Linked DNA regions of Mus musculus: region 2 is linked to region 1. The links are chromatin loops, found by intact Hi-C in ENCODE. Cell type or tissue: heart. All regions are shown on one strand. Links, peaks and the distances in the headings refer to the core of each region. The heading gives the core; the rest is flanking DNA. Region 1 holds the start of Zfp369 (zinc finger protein 369). Region 2 holds the start of Gm31128 (a long non-coding RNA gene).

Region 1 (10,368 bases), core at 1,076-9,075:
CATATTGGATTTTTAAGTATGTTTTCTATTTCTTTTACCTTTCCCCCAATAGTTTTAGCACATGTCTATTTTATCTATTTACAAAACAAGAACATCTAAAATTTTTAAATCAAAACTGCTAATATTTCCTTTTGTTCTGGATGTGTATAACCATTCACAGGTATGTAATATATAAGTAAACAAGAAAAAAAAAAAAACCCCAGAAACTAGAAAGCAAAGTTTGATCCAGACTTTAGGTTCGTCCTACTGGATACAATCCAGTCCACCACCACCACTAGGAGCACACCTTAACCTTGAGAGACCAGTAACCCTGTCCACTCTAGAAATGTGGACACAATCTCCAGAACCTGCAGATGGAAGGACAGAACCAAACTCCTCAAGTTACTTCCTGTACACACTACATATGTTGTGGTGCCGAAATACAAACATGCACAATAAATAAATGTAAGCTCTTTAAAAATCAATTTTCAAGCCACTGAGATGGCTCGTCAAGTAAAACACTTCCTACTTAATCTGCCCACCTAGGTTCTATTCCTGCAACCCACATGAAGGAAGGACAAAACCAATTCCTGAAAGCTTTCCCCTGACTCCACATGTACACTGTGGTATGAATGTGCATGTGCATGCGCGCACGCGCGCGCACACACGCACACACACACACACACACATAAACACACACACACACACACTAAATCAAACAAAAAAATTAATGAACTGTTTTGGTTTGTTTGTTTTTCAAGACAGGGTTTCTTTCTCTGTGCATTCCTGGCTGTCCTGGAGCTCACCCTGTAGACTAAGTAGGCTAGGCTTGAACTTACAGAGAGCCACCTGCCTCTGCCTCCCAAAGTACTGGGACTAAAGGTGTGCAACACCACCACCCAGCTTTAACATTTAAAAATAAGAACCAACTTTTAACTGAAAAGAGAACTTGCCTCCTTAAAATAATAAAGCTCTCTCTCTATTGAACCATTGGATGATCCTCATAAACAAACTCACACTGACATCTAAAATAAAACCCGTCGGTCAATGACTATTTTCCACAACTCTGTCACACAATAATAGTCTGCCAAACAGCCAGGGTTATTTAATTTGAAATATTAAAACAGGAACCAATTACTTATTCAATGGGTATGGTCCTTCTGAAAGCTACGAGATTCTAAGGAGGGCTAACGATTTAGCTCAGTCATCGGTGTTTGCCTAATATGCCACAAAGCTCTGAGTTCCGATACCAGCACCACAGAAAGATGAGCACCGTGGCCCACATCTGTACTCCTTGCTCTAGGAAGGTGCAAGCAAGAAGATTAGGAATTCAAGGTTAACCTTAACTACAAAGTTCAAGGACAGTCTGGGATATATGTGATCCAGGATGAAATGGAATGAATGAATGAATGAAAAATTCCAAGGAAGTATTATCATAGTAAAAGTGGCATAATAATCTGAGTCAATACCAAATATAAAAATTAATTGCAGAAAAAATTAACAGGGCTAGAGAGATGGCTCAGCAGTTAAGAGCACTGACTCTTCTTCCTGATGTCCCGAGTTCAATTCCCAGCAACCACATGGTGGCTCACAACCATCTGTAATGAGATCTGACGCCCTCTTCTGATGCATCGGAAGATAGCTACAGTGTACACATATACATAAAATAAAATTTAAAAAAACATTAAGAACAATATGTAGTCTATTTTAGCCGTAAGAATAAGAAGCATGACCACAGTTAGACACAGTGTTGCCAACCCTATTTAGAAACCTCAAAGGAATACATAAACCCTGGGTTGAGAAGGATAGGTCGCTAGGCTCTAGGCATCAGTATGTCTGGATCCCAAATAAGACAAGATTACATAAATCAGAACAGAATATAAAGAGACCCTAGGAATAGAATACTAGACAGTATAAGGAACACAACAGAATTCTTTGTTGTTCTGAGCTGTCTAGAGTTACAAACATACCAAATTATGATCAGGGGCAGACTTCAGGTTCCCCCAATCTAATCTGCCAATAGGAACAAACCTAGTCACAGGTTACCTAATAACTGGCATTACCAGAACCCACATCCTCTTGATGTGTATCGTACAAATGAATCCCTGTGTGTGATCAAGCCAGCTCAGTCAGTCAACAGGGTCTCAAGGGAGGGAGTGAGGATTGAAAAGAAAAAGACAATTAGACTTAATACCACTCAAACCTGTGCAGAGGCTGAAGTGGGTTTATTTTTCTCCAGTCTGTTTTTATGCCATTCTAAGTACATGCAGAGAATAAGGTCAGTTTTCAGTCAAGGAACAAACAAGGCAATAAACAAGGTCCCGTGGTATTCAGGGACTTACAAGATGATCAAGATCTTGAGCCTACTTTCTTGTCCTAGCCCAAAGTCAAATTCTTGCCTGAGCCTACTTCTGTGTTCTAGTCTAATGTCAAATTTCTGCCAAATTCCTAGAAGCTGCCCTAAGAGCTCTCCATATGCATGGATATTTACAGTTAGCCTCCCTGGGACTGAGGGTAATTTTAATTCTCCTCATACATCTCTGATCCTCCGTGTCCCTTTGTAACTGGTCTTTGCTACTTTGTCGGTTCTCTTTTTCCTCCCATTATTATCCTTACCCCCCTTTCTACCCCCTAACACTAGACAGGAAAGGAACAAGAGTAGAGGGGAGAGAGTGATTAGGAAGATCCCCGAATCTGATTTCTTTTCTCTTGCTTCTCCTTTGGCCTCAGCTACTAACAAACTACAACCAACCTCCTCCCTATACAACCAACAACTGGCCCACCCCAGCCCCCAGCCTATCGGGCTCTAACATTTATATACCCTCTGAAAAGTTCCCAGAGTTCCAAATATAACACAATTACCAAAACTCTGCTGCAGACAGAACCGCGATTCTGCTAGAGCACAAGGCAAATAAATCATGGTCAGTTGCTTCAGGCAGTCGGAAGCAGCCCTACGTCCCTATACCCGGAATCAAAATAAAAGCACCTTCTTATAATATTTGGTTTTTTTTTTTTTCAAGAAACCAAAATTCTAGAATTTTCACTACATCCCTTCCTCTGCTGGGGAAAACTGGAGAGGACATTTAGTGTAGCCTACCATATCCTTCAAGTCCACCAGGTCTCCACACTTACCACCTAAACGTTGTAAGACCATACAACCCTGCCTAAACCATACAACCCTGCTCACTCTACAGATCTGGACGCAAACGCCTGTCCTCTCATAGAAACGAGTAAAATTTTAATTCCAATGCCTAATGGCTTTCTGTTTCTACGGTTTAGTCCTTTCTTCCTCTCCCTTTAAGGACACCGCTGAAACTACAGCACGATTGCATTCTTTTCTCCTTCCCCTAAGGAAACTCGGTTAAATGACTTTGTCTTCTCTTGCCTTCGACCCACAGCCAGTCCCCATCCGGGTCCCTCCCCTCTACACTAGTCGAGCTGTGTATTCTGTGTGTCCCCTCCTTCCGCCCTCCTTCCGCCCTCCTTACTCTGCTACAAGGCGAGCATCCCCCAGCCGATCTAACACCAGCACTTCTTCCGGTTTGTCCAAGTTCATTTGCTCCTGTTAGTGGGTTCGACTCCCTCCTAGTCTCGGTCTCTGTCCACGGAGATGCTTAGCATCTTAGTAGCCTCCTTCAAAGGCTTCATCCTAGTTCTTTAGCAGCCAGTAGCAGACGCTTACGGACTTCGGCTTAGCCTGCCAACAGGAAGGACGCCAACAGATTGCCGCCGCTCGACGTCCGCGGGGGCGCCTGGGAGTTGTAGTCCGGACCAGCGAGCCGACTCAGGGGCTAGACCGACAGGCAAGAGCCATTGTGTTTATCGCAAGCACTCGTAACGCTGCGTGAAAGCCCGTCGGGGACAACTCCTATCTTCTGTTTCATTTGCAGCCTCCGGAGTCCAGTGTCGGCTTCGTTAGTGGCTCCACTTCTATGGACCCCGGAGAAGGTGTGTAGTCGTGGGTCCGGATCCTGAGGAGGCATCCCGTTCTAGATGGGGAACACGGTTTAAGAAAACCGACCGCATTCTGGATTGGAGGACATCAACCATCCCCTCTCGGTTAGAGGGGAACCTGTTTTGTAAGCTTATGGGAGTCGGGGAGAGGACTCACTGGGCACTTGGCAATTTTGGGGCGGACTGGTTATGTCCTGCAGAGGTCGGAATATGGGCAGAAGTGGGGGAGCCACTGGGCACATTCCTTAGTGCCTCTTCCACCTTCAGGACGATCAGCATTCTGCCTCCTACCGCTAGAGAACACTGAGGACAGTATGGCTTCCACGCTTCCAACAACCTGGCCCCATGTGAGTAAAGGCTTCTTTTCAGCTTTTGTGACGGCTCAGGGGCCGGCTAGTGGTGAGATGTTTGCTCTCAAATACCCTAGAGTTACGGGAGGAGTTGAAGGACTGCCCAAGAGGGGGGTTAGAATAGAAGAAACAAACAAACCGATTTCTGAACTGGAACTGGCAAGCCAGATTGAGGCAAGCCAGATTGAAGCTTTTCAATTCAAAAACAAAAAATGTTTCTATTACATTTATTTTGTGTGTGGGTATGCACATGTGTGCTATTGCCTGCTTGTGGGCACCTTTCCGGATTGCTACCCTTCTTTCAACATGAGTCCTGGAGATCAATCAAACTCAGGCTTGGTAGCCTTTACCCACTGAGCCATCTCACCAGTCCTTTTCAACTTTTTTTTTTTTTTTTTTTAAAGCTGGGGATCTGGCCAGGCTTTGGTGGCACAAGCCTTTAATCCCAGCACTTGGGAGGCAGAGGCAGGCCCGATTTCTGAGTTTGAGGCCAGCCTGGTCTACAGAGTGAGTTCCAGGACAGCCAGGGCTATACAGAGAAACCCTATCTCGACAGAACAACAACAACAACAACAAAAGCTGGGGATCTGGTTGAGAGAAACTGACAGGTGTTAGAAGATAAGAGGCTCATGTTTAGTTTTCAGCAGCTACTTTAAAGAAGTGATAATTCAAAAACAAGAAAAGAGGTATAGATGGGAGCCAACAGTCCTATCCCCTGGTTAGTGAGAAATGAACAGGTTTTCATAGACCACAGTCTCACTTGTCCCCTGATTAGTGTCAGACCGATTTGCTCAAGGATTCAGACAAAGGAACATGAGATAAGTAAAATGTAGCTGGGTCATCTTGCTCAGCCTTTCTATTTTTCTGACACCATGGAAGAGGAAAACCTGCGGCTGAACTGCATCTTATGGCTTTTAGGAATCTGTGAAGTTTGAAGATGTATCACTGAGATTTACCGAGGAAGAGTGGGCACTGCTAGATCGCCAACAGAAGTGCCTGTACAGGGAAATCATGATGGAGAACCTCAATAACATGATTTCAGTAGGTAAGCCAGGCTCCACTTTAATAAACACTTGTTTGGGTGGGTGCAGCACGCTTTTAATTCCAGGACTTCAGAGGTGGAGGAGGATTAGAAGTTCAATGCCAGGCTTGACTCTACCTGCCCCCACCCAACTCTGACATTTTCTTTTTTTTTTAAATTTTTTATTAGATATTTTCTTCATTTACCCCTGTACCCTCCCCTCACCCTGCTCCCCTACCCACTCACTCCCACTTCTTGGCCATGGGATTCTCCTGTACTGAGGCATAAAAAGTTTGCAAGACAAAGGGGCCTCTCTTCCCAATGATGGCCAACTAGCCCATCTTCTGCTACATATGCAGCTAGTGACACGAGCTCTGGGGGTACTGGTTAGTTCATATTGTTGTTCCACCTATAGGGTTGCAGAACCCTTCAGCTCCTTGGGTACTTTGTCTAGCTCCTCCATTGGGGACCCTGTGTTCCATCCTACAGATGACTTTGAGCATCCACTTCTGTATTTGCCAGGCACTGGGATAGCCTCACAAGAGACAGCTGTATCAGGGTTCTTTCAGCAATATCTTGCTGGCATATGCAATAGTGTCTGTGTTTGTTGGCTGATTATGGGATGAACCACCGGGTGGAGCAGTCTCTGGATGGTCCATCCTTTCATCTTAGCTCCAAACTTTGTCTCTGTAACTCCTTCCATGGGTATTTTCATCCCCATTCTAGGGAGGAATGAAGTATCCACACATTGGTCATCCCTCTTCTTGATTTTCTTGTGTTTGGCAAATTGTATCTTGGGGATTCTAAGTTTCTGGGCTAATATCCACTTATCAGTGAGTGCATATCAAGACACTTGTTTTGTGATTGGATTACCTCACTCGGGATGATATCCTCCAGATCCATCCATTTGCCTAAGAAGTTCATAAATTCATTGTTTTTAATAGCTGAATAGTACTCCATTGTGTAAAAGTACCACATTTTTTTATATCCATTCCTTTGTTGAGGGACATCTGGGTTCTTTCCAGCTTCTGGCTATTATAAATAAGGCTGCTATGAACATAGTGGAGCATGTGTTCTTATTACCAGTTGGAACATCTACTGGGTATATGCCCATGAGAGGTATTGCTGGATCTTCCTGTAGTACTATGTCCAGTTTAATGAGGAACCGCCAGACTGATTTCCAGAGTGGTTGTACAAGCTTGCAATCCCACCTGCAATGGAGGAGTGTTCCTCTTTCTCCACATCCTCGCCAGCATCTGCTGTCACCTGAATTTTTGGTCCTATCCATTCTGACTGGTGTGAGGAGGAATCTCAGGGTTGTTTTGATTTGCATTTCCCTGATGATTAAGGATGTTGAACATTTTTTCAAGTGCCTCTGAGCCCTTCGGTATTCCTCAATTGAGAATTCTTTGTTTAACTCTGTACCCCATTTTTTAATGGGGTTATTTGAATTTCTGGAGTTCAGCTTCTTGAGCTCTTTGTATATATTGGGTATTAGTCCCCTATCAGATTTAGGATGGGTAAAAATTCTTTCCCAATCTCTTGGTGGCCTTTTTGTCTTATTGATAGTATTTTTTGCCCTACAGAAGCTTTGCAATTTTATGAGGTTCCATTAGTCGATTCTTGATCTTACAGCACAAGCCATTGCTGTTCTGTTCAGGAATTTTTCCTCTGTGCCCATATCTTCAAGGTTTTTCCCCACTTTCTTCTCTATAAATTTCAGTGTCTCCAGTTTTATGTGGAGGTCTTTGATCCACTTAGACTTGAGCTTTGTACAAGGAGATAAGAATGGGTCAATTAGCATTCTTCTACATGATAACTGCCAGTTGTGCCAGCACCATTTGTTGAAAATGCTGTCTTTTTTCCACTGGATGGTTTTAACTCCCTTGTAATCAAGTGACCTTGTAATCAAGTGGGATCATTTCTGGGTCTTCAATTCTATTCCATTGGTCTACTTGTCTGTCACTATACCAGCACCAGGCAGTTTTTATCACAATTGTTCTGTAGTGCAGCTTGAGGTCAGGCATGGTGATTCCACCAGAGGTTCTTTTATTGTTGAGAATAGTTTTTGCTATTCTTGATTTTTTGTTATTCCAGATGAATTTGCAAATTGCCCTTTCTAACTCAGTGAAGAATTGAGTTGGAATTTTGATGGGGATTGCATTGAATCTGTAGATTGCTTTCAGCAAGATGGCCATTTTTATGATATCAATCCTGCTAATCCATGAGCATGGGAGATCTTTCCATCTTCTGAGATCTTCAATTTCTTTTTTCAAAGACTTGAAGTTCTTATCATACAGATCTTTCACTTCCTTAGTTAGAGTCACACCAAGGTATTTTATATTGTTTGTGACTATTGTGAAGGGTGTTGTTTCCCTAATTTCTTTCTCATCCTGTTTATCCTTTGTGTAGAGAAAGGCAATTGATTTGTTTGAGTTAATTTTATATCCAGCTACTGCACTGAAGCTGTTTATCAGGTTTAGAAGTTCTCTGGTGGAATTTTTAGGGTCACTATCATATCATCTGCAAATAGTAATATTTTGACTTCTTCCTTTACAATTTGTATCCCCTTGATCTCCTATTGTTGTCGAATTGCTCTGGCTAGGACTTCAAGTACTATATTGAATAGGTAGGGAGAAAGTGGGCAGCCTTGTCTAGTCCCCAATTTTAGTGGTATTTCTTCGAGTTTCTCTCCATTTAGTTTGATGTTGTTGGCTACTGGTTTGTTGTTGATTGCTTTTATTATGCTTAGGTATGGGCCTTGAATTCCTGATCTTTCCATGACTTTTATTATGAATGGGTGTTAGATTTTGTCAAATGCTTTCTCAGCATCTAATAAGATGATCATGTGATTTTTGTCTTTGAGTTAGTTTATATAGTGGATTACATTGATTGATTTCCATATATTAAACCATCCCTGCATCCCTGGGATGAAGCCTACTTGGTCATGATGATGATTGTTTTGATGTGTTCTTGGATTTGGTTTGCAAGAATTTTATTGAATATTTTTGCATCAATATTCATAAGGGAAATTGGTCTGAAGTTCTTTTTCTTTGTTGGATCTTTGTGTGATTTAGGTATCAGAGTAATTGTGGCTTCATAGAATGAACTGGGTAGAGTACCTTCTGTTTCTATTTTGTGGAATAGTTTGAGGAGAGTTGGAATTAGGTCTTCTTTGAAGGTCTGATAGAACTCTGCACTAAACCCATCTGGTATTGTTTTTTTGCTGTTTTTTGTTGTTGTTGTTGTTGTTGTTTGGTTGGGACACTGTTAATGACTGCTTCTACTTCTTTAGGGGAAATGGGACTGTTTAGATCATTAATCTGATTCTGACTTAACTTTGGTACCTGGTATCTGTCTAGGAAGTTGTCCATTTCATTGAGGTTTTCCATATTTGTTGAGTATAGCCTTTTGTAGTAGGATATGATGAAGTTTTGGATTTCCTCAGGATCTGTTGTTATGTCTCCCTTTTCATTTCTGATTTTGTTAATTAGGATACTGTCCCTGTGCCCTCTAATTAGTCTTGCTAAGGGTTTATCTATCTTGTTGATTTTCTCAAAGAACCAGCTCCTAGTTTGGTTGATTCTTTGAATAGTTCTTTTTGTTTCCACTTGGTTGATTTCAGCCTTAAGTTTGATTATTTCCTGCAGTCTACTCCTCTTGGGTGAATTTGCTTCCTTTAGTTCTAGAGCTTCTAGGTGTGCTGTCAGACATGACATAGTGTATGCTCTCTCTAGTTTCTTTTTGGAGGCTATGAGTTTTCCTCTTAGAAATGCTTTCATTGTGTCCCATAAGTTTGGGTATGTTGTGGCTTCATTTTCATTAAACTCTAAAAGTCTTGAATTTCTTTCTTTATTTCTTCCTTGACCAAGGTATCATTCAGTAGAGTCCAACTCTGAATGTGTAGTATGTCCAAACTGTTTGTTTGGCTTAGGCTAGAGGAACTAGAGAAGAAGTGTTAAGGGAGTGTAGAGCTTGGTAGAGAGGAAAAAGGCAGCTTTTCAGTATGACTGCAGAAGTTTCATCCAAGCAATATATAAGGGTCCCTGAATACTGGGTAGAGCCAATAAGGGATGTTTGTAGCTGTAGTGACAGTTGCCTACAATTTTTATGGCACATCAAACATAAGAGATGTCAGTATCCAGCAGCTCAGGAGTATCATCAAAAATTGTGATTTCTTTGTGGCTCTTAGGAAGTCTTCTGTCCTCTCTAGTTGTTTCATCGCTGTGGCTCCAACCTTTGTGTCTACGTTTAAGCAGAAACAAAAGTTGATCGTCCTGACTAGTTCTTTCTCAACTGTCAAATTTGGCGGGGAAGCAAAACCTTTCCCAGAATGTCCCCCAGTTGACCAACCTCCATTCTTTACTTTATGGCATATTTGTTGTCAAGGAAACCCATGAAATCCAACAAAAGGAATGGACATGTAGTTGTCAATGCCCAAGACCTGAAGTCATCATGTCACAACATGGGGGAAGGAGGGAATAGAATGTTGCAGCGGGACAGCATTTTCTCTAAGCAGACCTCCAAGCCCTGTCTCTTTTCCATCCATCGAGCAGAGCATCACTTTTCCAAGGCAAATGTGATGCCTCAGTTAGAAGAAGTAGAAGACTGCTGGCCAATGCAGAGAGAAATTCCTCAAGATACTCTTCCAGGTAAGAGCCAGGCATATAGGAGTTTCCAAAAGGGATGAATCTTCTGGTTATTCTAAGACTAATGTCTTCTAAGCAGTATGAGAACCCAGGTAGCTTGTTGTAGTAAGTATAAGTTATTTTCCAGTCTGCAGTCATTTTTTCATGATGCTAGTGATTAAGCCCAGGGCCTTTCACATGACAAGCAAAGCAGACATGCTACTTGAACTAATATCCCCAGCGTCAGTCTTTATTTGGGGGGGCGGGGTATGGTATTTGGGGTTTGTGTATAGTGGTGGTGGGGTTTGTGTTGGGGGTTTTGTTTTGTTTTGAGATAAGGTATTAGGTAGTAAAGGCTGGCCTCCAACCTATTAATTAACTAAGGATATGAATTCCTGATCATCTCACTGTCTTAGAAGTTCTGGAATTACAAATG
Region 2 (10,368 bases), core at 992-8,991, 940 kb before region 1:
GAATACTTGTATCAGCTGACAGAGGAGTAAAATAATCAAACTCAAACAAAACATAACACTGTGACAAGTATCTCATATAATTTGTTAGGTGGACTCCACTATAGAGTATAGTGATTGTTGTATATCTTCATGATCCTCTGGCTTACTAGGAGATACAGCTTTCTGCCTTCTCCCAGCATCACAAGAGAGTATTATTTAGCACACTTCACATATGGTTAGCTCAGGACAAGAACCAAATTTAAATTCAAAGTATAGTCCTGTGATGGGGTAGATGGCTGATAGAGTAAAGTGCATAACACATAAGTATTAAGACCTACTAAAAAGTATACAAACAGGGCTGGAGAGACAGCTCAGCAGTTAAGAGCACTGACTGCTCTTCCACAGGTCCTGAGTTCAATTCCTGGGAACCACAGGGTGGTTCATAACCATGTGTAATGGGATCCAATGCCCTCTTCTGGTGTGTCTGAAAACAGCTATAGTGTACTCATATACATAAAATAAATAAATAATTTTTTTAAAAATAAATAAACAAAGGTAGGTGTCCTAGTGCTGACATCAACGTCTGACTCTTGCATGCATGAAATCACACAAACATGAACACACATACACACAAACATGTGCACACGTGTGCACACAGACAACACACCACTGCATACAAAGTATAGCTCCCATTTAATGTGCACTTTTGAAGCTCTATAAAAATTTTTTAAAAAGATTTATTTATTTTATGAATATGAATACAGTGTTGCTGTCTTCAGACACACCAGAAGAGGGCATCAGATCTCATTACAGATGGTTGTGAGCCACCATATGGTTGCTGGGAATTGAACTCAGGACCTCTGGAAGAACAGTCAGTGCTCTTAACTACTGAGCCATCTCTCTAGCCCCTCTATAAAAATTTTAAAGATGTGATTAGAACTGCTAAGATGGAGACCATGTGTGCTGAGGAGTGGAGCTGCTGTACTGTAGAAAGCTTCCTTTAATGTAGGCACTGCCTCAGGGTGCCCACAGCAGCTGATATTTTATATTTTCTTCTCATACAAGCAATCCTAATGGACATGAGGTGGCATCTCAATGTGGTTTGGGTTATATTTCTTTAAGGTTATCAGTTCTGAGCATTTCTTTTTAAAAGAGTTGATTCATTATTTGTGTATCTTCTTTACAAAACTGACAATGTAAAACTCTTGCCTATTTTTGAATGGGTTGTTATTATAGGTGTGCATAAATAAGGCTTATATTTTGAAGCCCTTATCCCTTGTGTGACTCTATTTGTAGATAGGCTTGTGAGTATGAGTAATTAAGGCTAATGAGGCCACAAGGTAGCTGAATGGACTAGTGTTTTTATAAGAGAGACACCAGACAGTGCTCCCCTTTTCTCTATTTCCTTCTTCTTCTCCTCCTCCTCCTCCACTCCCTGTGAGCACAGAGGAAAGGACCCAGGGAGAGGCAGCAGCCTGAATGCCAGCTAGGAGAGAGGCCAAGAGAAACCAATCTTGTAAAACGTCAACTCTGAATTTCCAGCCTCAAAAACTAAGGACTAAGTAATTATCTGTTGTTTAAGTCATATGTCTGTGGTATGCTGTGATCTGAGCAGACTAACATAGTCATAAAGGCAAAAAAAAAAGATGAAAAATCAATCTATGTTGATCCACACCTCTTGATTTGAGGGAGATATTATTAAGACTTGAAAAGGCACCCAGCTTAGTGGTGCATGCCTTTAATTCCAGGACTTGGGAGGCAGAGGCAGGCAGATCTCTGTGAGTTCGAGGCCAGAGTGGTCTACTTGGTGAATTCTAGCCCAACCAGGGCTGTATAGTGAGACCCTGTCTCTCTCAAACAAACAAGAATAGAAGAAATTGGTGTAATTGCATATACCTATAAGCCTTGGTCTCAGGGAGGTGAGAGGGGAGGACATAATGAGACCTTTTGGATCCTATCAGGGGACATAGTGAGATAGTCTAAGGAAGGAAGTCTATGAAGAAAAACACGTGAGAAAAGAAGTCACAAATCCCCAAAGGAATATTTTATAGAACAAAGAGTTCTCTAAATCAGTAATAGATATGGGGGAGAGGGAGTTAAATGGGCACTTCTCTCCAAGTAAAAACATGCTCATTATTAAATATTAGGGGAAGGCAAATTTAAACCAAATAGAAATACTGTGAAAAAGCCTAATGTAGTAGATTAAATAGTGTAAAAAGAAGAAATAACGATATTATTGAATGCTAGTAAAGGTGTAGATCTTGGGCCAACAAGATGGTTTAATGGATAAAGGTGCTTGCCGTACAATACTATACCCTGAGTTTGATCCCTGCAACCCACTGTGGAGACAATCTACTCCTGAAAGTTGTTCTCTGACCTCTACAAGCCCATATGGATGCACCCAACCATGTATATACACACACACAATAAGATATATAATAACAATAATATATAATAATAATGATGATGATGATAAATAAAGTTAACAAAAAAGTGGCGAGTTCAGTTGGGTTTGGCAGCACATGCCTACAATTGCAGCACTTGGGAGAGAGAGACAGGAAGACCAAGAGTTCAGTCGGTTACCTGAGATCTGCCTTAAAACAAATAGACAAGCTGGGCGTGGTGGCGCATGCCTTTAATCCCAGCACTCGGGAGGCAGAGGCAGGCGGATTTCTGAGTTTGAGGTCAGCCTGGTCTACAAAGTGAGTTCCAGGACAGCCAGGGCTATACAGAGAAACCCTGTCTTGGAAAAAAAAATGAAAAAACTAAAAAACCAAAAAACCAAAAAAAACACCAAATAGACAAATATACAACTGTAAATATGCAGAGCCTTAGCATCCTTAGAATTTTCAGTGTTGGGGATGCAAAATGGCATAGTCACTTTGCAATTTAGTAAAAAGGAACAGCCAGACTGGTTTTTGTTTTATTGCTAAACTTATACTAAATAATTTATTAAAATATTAAATAATAATAATTTTGGAGACAGGTTCTATTTTGTAGCTCTGGCTTTCCTGGAACCCAGTATTTAGACAAAGCTGTCCTTGAGCTCACAGGGATCCATGTGATTCTTCCTGTGTGTAGGAATTAAAGTAGTGCACTACCACACCTGGCATCTGTTATTATTATTATTATTATTATTATTATTATTATTATTATTACATTATCATTATTATCGTGTGTGTCTGGGTGAAGATATCAGAGAACAACTCTCAGGAGTAGGTCTCTCATTCCAACATGTGGGTTCTGGGGATCAAATCATATTGCCAGGCTTGGGTTGTAAAGCCCTTACCAGCAAAGCCATCTCACTGTCCCTGAGTTGTACACTTATGAGACCCTGTAACACCACTTACTTCATATTGTTAAATCTTAGAGAATGAAAACATTCAATATTTATGGGTGGAAATCACCCACATATATATGAATAAATTGTGGATTAGCCATGCAATGATCACCATTCATCAAAGCAGCTAGCTAAAATATGAACATCATGCCGGTGGCCCACCCAGTGCAATGAGTCTTTGATTCCTGAGGCATTCACTGGAAAGGTTGCTTCAGATAGTCAATCATACTCGCAGGTCCAATTTCAGCAAAGCTTTTAATGAATCAGAAGTAATGATCATGGAAGCCAGGTGTAATGGCACACACCTGTAATCTAAGCACTTGAAGACCGAGGTGGAGGATTCCAAGTTTGAGGCCAGTCTGGGATGCCTAGCCAGACCATCGAAAACCCTGGCAACTCTGACTTGCTCCTGATTGTCAAAGAGGTGTATGGTCAGAAGGCTGCTCTCTCCTCTGGAGAAAAGTCTGATGCTGGTGGTTCCCTGCTTCCCAGTTCACAGCTCACTACCCTCAAACAACAGTGGTTATCAGGAAACTAATTTGAGAATCACAAACTCTGGCTTACAAAGCACTGGGTAGATCTGACAGGACACACCACAATTCTTTTAGAAAGCGTACCTGCGAGCTGACGGTCTCTGTGAAGACCGAGATGCCACTTTAGGCAGGTGCAGAGTTAGAATCATACCTACCCTTGAATCAGCGCTTCCTCAACATCAGCCTGTAGCCTGAGCACATCCCTCCACCCACTTGAGCCTCGCTTGTTATCCTTAATGGGGACAGCAATGCTGACATCACAGTGCTATGAAGTTTATGTAAGGCTGCCAGCGCAAACAACAGCGTGTTTTCTAAACAGAGGAGCAGTTGTCAATCAGGACTTAGGAACCTGCACAAGGTTGTTTGTAACCTCAAGTTTTAAAACAAGGCTACGAGGTCAATAATGATTAAAATCCCCGTGTTTGGCTGACCAATGGATTCTTACTGAGGAGCAGAGACGGAATTTGCTGGGAGTTTATGGCTCTGGAGCTCAGGGTCTCCAGGCGACCAGAGCCTGCAAGCCCTAGCATGAAGTCAGGCAGGTTTTGGGTCCGGCAGACATGATAGCACCCACCGCCTGAGCACTCATTTCCACCTTCAACCCCAGCGTTCCCACACTAGGGAACTGGAGCTTGTACACCCGGGCTTCCTGCTCCCGCCCTGTAGTTCGCTATGGATTCTGCCAGGTTTCAAGAAAACTGTCCCCAAACTCCATTCCACCCCAGCTGAGCATCCTCCAGGTCTCTAACACCTTGTCACAGCTTTGGACGGTATGGATGGAATCCAGGAGACCCAGTCCAGGACTGCAGCTTTGGGGGTGGGGGTGGGGTTAAGCCTGGAGCATTTCAGACTACATTTCCCATAAATCTCCTCGCCTTATGGAGGTGACCTTCAGACTTTAACCCCTCACCACTGGTCGCAAGGTGCTCTGTCTGAATACCCCCAGACTAAATTTGTGGGCTAAATTTCAGTTCTTCAGCCCACTACAACGCGTAGTCCTTCACCAAATCCAGACTGAAAAAACATAAAACAAAACAAAACAAAAACAGTTGTCAAGACATTGGGAACAAGCTGAGAAATTTGAATATGGGTTGGCAATTAGAAATTTATGGAATTAGCTGGGTGTGATGCACATACAAATGTTAAAATTAACCACAGCTTTCTGAGAAACAAGAGGATTGCCAGAAATACAAGGACAATTAGGTCTATACATCGAGTTCTAGGCTAGCCAGGGCTAGAGAGTGAGCCACAGCCTTATAAAATAAAACAATTTTAAAGAAATATTACACTTATTTTAAACCGAATTATATTAAACAATATCCTTATAAAGGGACACACAACAAAGTACTTGACATTAGAATTATCTTTGCTAATTCACTTTATAGTTTATTTTTCACAAAAACTCTTCAAAGGAAACCACAAAAAAGTGTACATTTTTCTTAAACCAAGGGCATGGTTATAGATTCACTTTTTCAGTTTTTACCTTTTTGTGTGCTTGATATTTTTGCAATTCAAAGGCAAAAAAGATAAGGATTCTTCCTTCAGGTGCCCTTTAAACTCAAAGAGAAACCAAAATAAGTATCTCATGGGAACATTAAAGTTACTTAAATGTGGATTACAAGAGGGCCATAAAACTATTTGGAACCAATATAATTTATTTCAGGACACCCCCTCCAAAAAAAAACCCAATAATGTTTTCCCCCTTAAGTCAGGGGCATATGAGCATGATAAAGCATGTGTCTGGCTGATTTTAACACTAGTTATTCCTTCTATGAGGTTTAAACTTTGGATCCTAATCACATGGAAGAAGGGAATGGGATAGAGATCTAGCTCAGTCAGTAGAGCATCTGTCTTGTAGGAAGCACTGGGCATCATCCTTTGCATTGCATGAAAAACCTGTTCTGTGGTACTGTGCTCAGGGTTTTCCCAGAATCAGGGAGATAGAAGCAGGAGGATCTGGAGTAAGGGTCACCCTCCACAATGCCCTGAGCCACATGAGACCATGTCTTTAAAAAAATAAAATAAAAGAAAGCTTTCTATTGGATGATTGTAATCCCAGTGCTGTGAGGTAGAGACATGCAGGCTCCCTGAGGCTCTCTGGCTAGTGATCCAGGCATACAGGGTGATGGCCATGTTGGAAGAAAGAAAGAAAGAAAGAAAGAAAGAAAGAAAGAAAGAAAGAAAGAAAGAAAGAAAGAAAGAAAGAAAGAAGGAAAGAAAGAAAGAAAGAGAAGAGAGAGAGAGGAGAGACAGAGACAGATATAGAGACATAGACAGAGAGAAGCAGAACAATAAGGTATGACACTCAAAGCTTTGATCTGGTCTCCACATCTGTACACACACACACACACACACACACACACACACACACACACACACACACACACAGAGCTTGTGTGATGGCCAGCATTCTAATGCTGATGCTGTCATACTAATAAGGAAAAAGAGATAAAATTTCACAATCTGGCATGGTACATTGTTGAGAAACAATGGGCTACTCAAGGGCTTATAATGAAAGAGACCTTGACAAAGAGCATGGACGTGGTTAGGTTATCTCAGAGAGGCATTCTGGCCTAGTGGCTGTGAGACCTTATGTCACTACCCAATTTGACTCAAAGAGAATAGAAAATTACCAGAACTTGGCAGAAAAGCATTGAACACAGACTACCTACTGCTCTGGCCACAGCCATAACAGCTGTCCCTCTCTCTCCTTTCAGTCTCTCAGATCCTAGCAAGCATCCTGCTCAGAGCCTCTAGCTCCCAGGCACCCAGACTTTTTAATTCCCCATATGAGTAGGCAGATATATGGGGCACATCAGACACATTAAAAAAAGGTCTACTAGTGGACCTGGGATGGTTTAGATGAGAAATATTCTCTACAAATAGGATCATGCTTTTAAGCACTTGGTCTCCAGTTGGCGGGCACTGTTTAGAGGGAGAAAGAATATGGAACTTTTTAAGGGGCAGAGCCTTACTGAAGGGAGCACGCCCCTATAGTTGACCCACTTCCTACTCTCCCACTGCTTCCTGCGTTTGGGTAAGCATGTGATCAGTCGGCTTCATGCTCTTCCAGCCATGATGGACCTTATCCAGCTGTATCTGTAACTCATAGTAAAGTCTTCCTTAAGTTGCTTTGGTCATGATATAATATGGGTACACTGTCGCTGTCTTCAGACACACCAGAAGAGGGTATCAGATCCCATTACAGATGGTTGTGAGCCACCATGTGGTTGCTGGGAATTGAACTTTGGACCTCTGGAAGAGTAGCCAGTGCTCTTAACCACTGAGCCATTTCTCCAGCCCTGCTCATTTTATTTTATCATCTCAATAGAAAAGAAACTGATACACCATCTATGTATCATGCATACACTCTTTCCCTATTGCTGGCCGGGGACTCAGAGACAGCCTTGCTGCAGGATTGACTCTTGGAGATCTACAAGAAGCAACTCCCATTTGCTTTCTGGGCCTGTCTCCCCAGAGCCACTAACATGTTGTCTGTGTGTGGCATTGGAGCCTGAACTCCGCAGAGTCTCACTGTGCTGTGATTTGCTTTTTGGCCTACGGTATTAATGACTCTTCTAATTAACTTCTTACTAAAGACTGTCTCAGTATCTCCCTTGAAACCCACATCAAAGACCTTTAAAAAAAAAAAAGGCAACTCCAAAGAGCCATGTGCTTAAGAAGAACCTTGTGATGTTGAGCTCATGGCTCAACATAGACTGCCGAAGGGATAAACAGCATGAACTTTGTGTTTGTGGTATACACAATACCCAGCCTCCTTGTGAACATTGATACTCTCCTACTCTGCCATCCTCAGATGCTGGGACGACATGCAAGCTACACCTCATACCCCCTATAATTTGTATTAGATCCTTGATACATTTCTAATTATGTTTTTCCTACACTTGAATTGAGTTGGCTCACTGAGCCATTTGTCATGTTTATTCAGATGAAGGGAACAACCAAATGGGCCCCCTTCTGCCTCCTCGGATCACAGCCTCTCAGGACCTTTTCTCACTGAATAGGACTGTGCTGCAGTAATTATCCCTTCCAAGTGACATGTCACACCTTTCAGGTATATCTACAAACCAACCTTTTCTCCCTTCTGTCAAGTGACTCTCCATGGATTGGGGAGGTCTGATGATGATGTGTGGAAGCATTGGGGATAAGTTCTGTGCAAGAGAACGCCATATAAAATTCACTTGTACCTTTGAGTCCTTGTTTTATCTTATTAATTATTGCATGTGACACAGGAAGAGCATTGTATAGTCCAATTTTTTCTCTTGAGATAGGTTTTTGTAGGGGGTTGGGCTGGTGCTGCTTAGTATTTGCATGCTGAACTCTATATTCTAATATCTGGTTGCCCCACTTATCTCTGGTTAGTTAATAGAAGTTGCTGACAGTTTAGTTAGGCAGAGAGAGGTAAGTGGGGCAAGGGTTCTAGGGTTCTAGGACTTGGGGTCTCAGGCAGGGACCATGGGGAGAATGATGATGAGGAGGAAGATGAGGAGAAAGAAGAAGAGGAGGAAGAGGAGGGGGGAAAGAGGAAGAGAAGGAGGAGAAGGAGGAGGAGGGAAGAGGAAGGAGGAGGAGGAGGGAAGAGGAGGGGGAGGAGGAGGAGGGAAGAGGAGGGAGGAGGAGGAGGGGGAGGAGGAAGAGGGAAGAGGAGGGAGAAGGAAGAGGAGGAAGGAGGAGGAGGAGGAGGAAGAGGAGGAGGAAGAGGTAGTCACCATGTGGATTGTGAGCACATGACCATGAGAGGCTACCCTGATGGAACATGGCAAGTGATATCTTGGGGATTACCACAGGGAAAATAGCATAGAGAGTTGATATCTCCCCAGCCCTAGTGCATTTAAGCTTATCATCAATCTAAAGGTTTCTGTGTCTTCTTAAAAATTAATTAATTTATTTTACATGAGTACACTGTAGCTGTCTTCAAAGAGGGCATCAGATCCCATTACAGATGGTTGTGAGCCACCATGTGGTTGCTGGGAATTGAACTCAGGACCTCTGGAAAAGCAGTCAGTGCTCTTAAACACTGAGCCACCTCTCTAGCCCTAGTGAGTCTCTATGAAGAAAAGAATATTGAAAATTATGAGAAATGTTACTGGATCTTGAATGTTTAAAGTAGAAATGACTCGGTTTCTATTTTACTCTAGTTACTCAGTGGAAGCAGCCTTAGGTCATCGGAAGCTTGACATAGTCACTCAGCAGTATTCACAAGGTGGCATTGTTATTGCCAACCTGAAAAACAAAAAAACAAAAGCTAGTTTTTGGTTCTGCTTACACAAAGTAATCCACTCCTCACTCATGCTTTGCAGAAATAAAATACCCTGGAAATTAAACTACAAACAAACATAGGGCCCTGAAGCCATACATGGAAGGATTGTCCAGATACCTATATGACAATAGAGATGGGTTTTGGGGGACTGATCATTGGGGTTTCTGCATGTTGCTTATGTGAGGTAGACAGGGCACTGCAGATGTCTCCCTCCTCTGCAGAAGCAAGCAGTCCACCCCAACCCCAGTTCTCTAGTCATGTGCTGATATCAAAGTTGATCAGAATTAATCTTTCCCATTTGGAAAAGGCGAACATGTGTCTGAATTTGCTAGACAACGTTGGAGCTGAGGTTCCATTCTCTGCATAAATCAGGCAGGGTGTGCATACCCCACCAGGGTGGCATTAGTGGTCAGCTGAGCCTCTGTCCCCATAGACTTGATAGGGAACTAATGCTCACTGAGAGGCAGTATAAAGGCTAGTTTCAAATTAGGCCTCACTCCTCCAACTCCTGTCTTCAAGACCCTCTGGGAAGCTGAACATTTTTCTTTGGCACAACAAGGAAACAGAACAGAGTTGATGTTTGGTTTGCCTCTTCTCTGGTATCAGTGCTAAGCAGAACGGACCTGACTCTCCTGTCCTTCTAGTGTAGCAATGGTCTGATCCAGCTTTCAGTTTTATCTCTTCCTTCTCCACTTGAAAGACAGTAAGGTTATCCAGGGAGCTGATCACACAATTGAGTGCAGAGTCAGTAAGGTTACTGTATGAGTCAGTGTCCCAATTTACCAGGAAGGTGACTGTGGGAGAGGGAGGGTTTGAACTTTCACCCCACCCTCTGCAGCAATGCAACATGAGTCAGGCCCATTTTTTTATTTTTCCAACCAGGATAGTTTGGAGAAGCTGAACCAGGAAGCTGAACAAACATACCTACCTGATCTTTGAGCTATACCTATTAAAGGCAACTAGAACCCACAGCCTCGCTCTGTAGGATACAGAAAAGACTGTGTTACACCAAGAATCAGCAAAATCACAAGGAGAAGGAGAAACAGTCTGTAGATAGCAATGACAAAGTAAATAAGAGAAGAAGAAGAAGAAGAAGAAGAAGAAGAAGAAGAAGAAGAAGAAGAAGAAGAAGAAGAGGAGGAGGAGGAGGAGGAGGAGGAGGAGGAGGAGGAGGAGGAGGAGGAGGAGGAAGAGGAAGAGGAAGAAGAGGAAGAAGAGGAAGAAGAGGAAGAAGA

The links. A loop is a pair of places that touch in the nucleus more often than their neighbours do. Peaks named below come from ENCODE experiments on the same cell type or tissue, not always from the same donor. Only the 100,000 strongest peaks of a DNase experiment are listed, where the experiment ranks them.
Region 2: a loop joins it to region 1, with 3 times the contacts of the local background. A loop is called at or near these places in 2 of 42 quality-filtered maps.

The regions. Positions count from the first base shown.
Region 1 is chr13:65,275,061-65,285,428 of GRCm38, forward strand. Zfp369 (zinc finger protein 369) reads left to right here and starts at 3,794. Exons shown (of 8, transcript NM_178364.5): 1 at 3,794-3,927; 2 at 4,201-4,280; 3 at 5,202-5,328; 4 at 9,861-9,956. The coding sequence starts at 3,912. In heart, for the core only: a CTCF peak has its summit at 4,196; a DNase peak (open chromatin) is centred at 3,701; H3K4me3 peaks cover 2,547 bases; H3K27ac peaks cover 1,766 bases.
Region 2 is chr13:64,339,724-64,350,091 of GRCm38, forward strand. Gm31128 (a long non-coding RNA gene) reads right to left here and starts at 4,064. Exons shown (of 3, transcript XR_382570.2): 1 at 3,937-4,064. In heart, for the core only: no CTCF peak of the experiment used is centred there; no DNase peak of the experiment used is centred there; H3K4me3 peaks cover 1,154 bases; H3K27ac peaks cover 997 bases.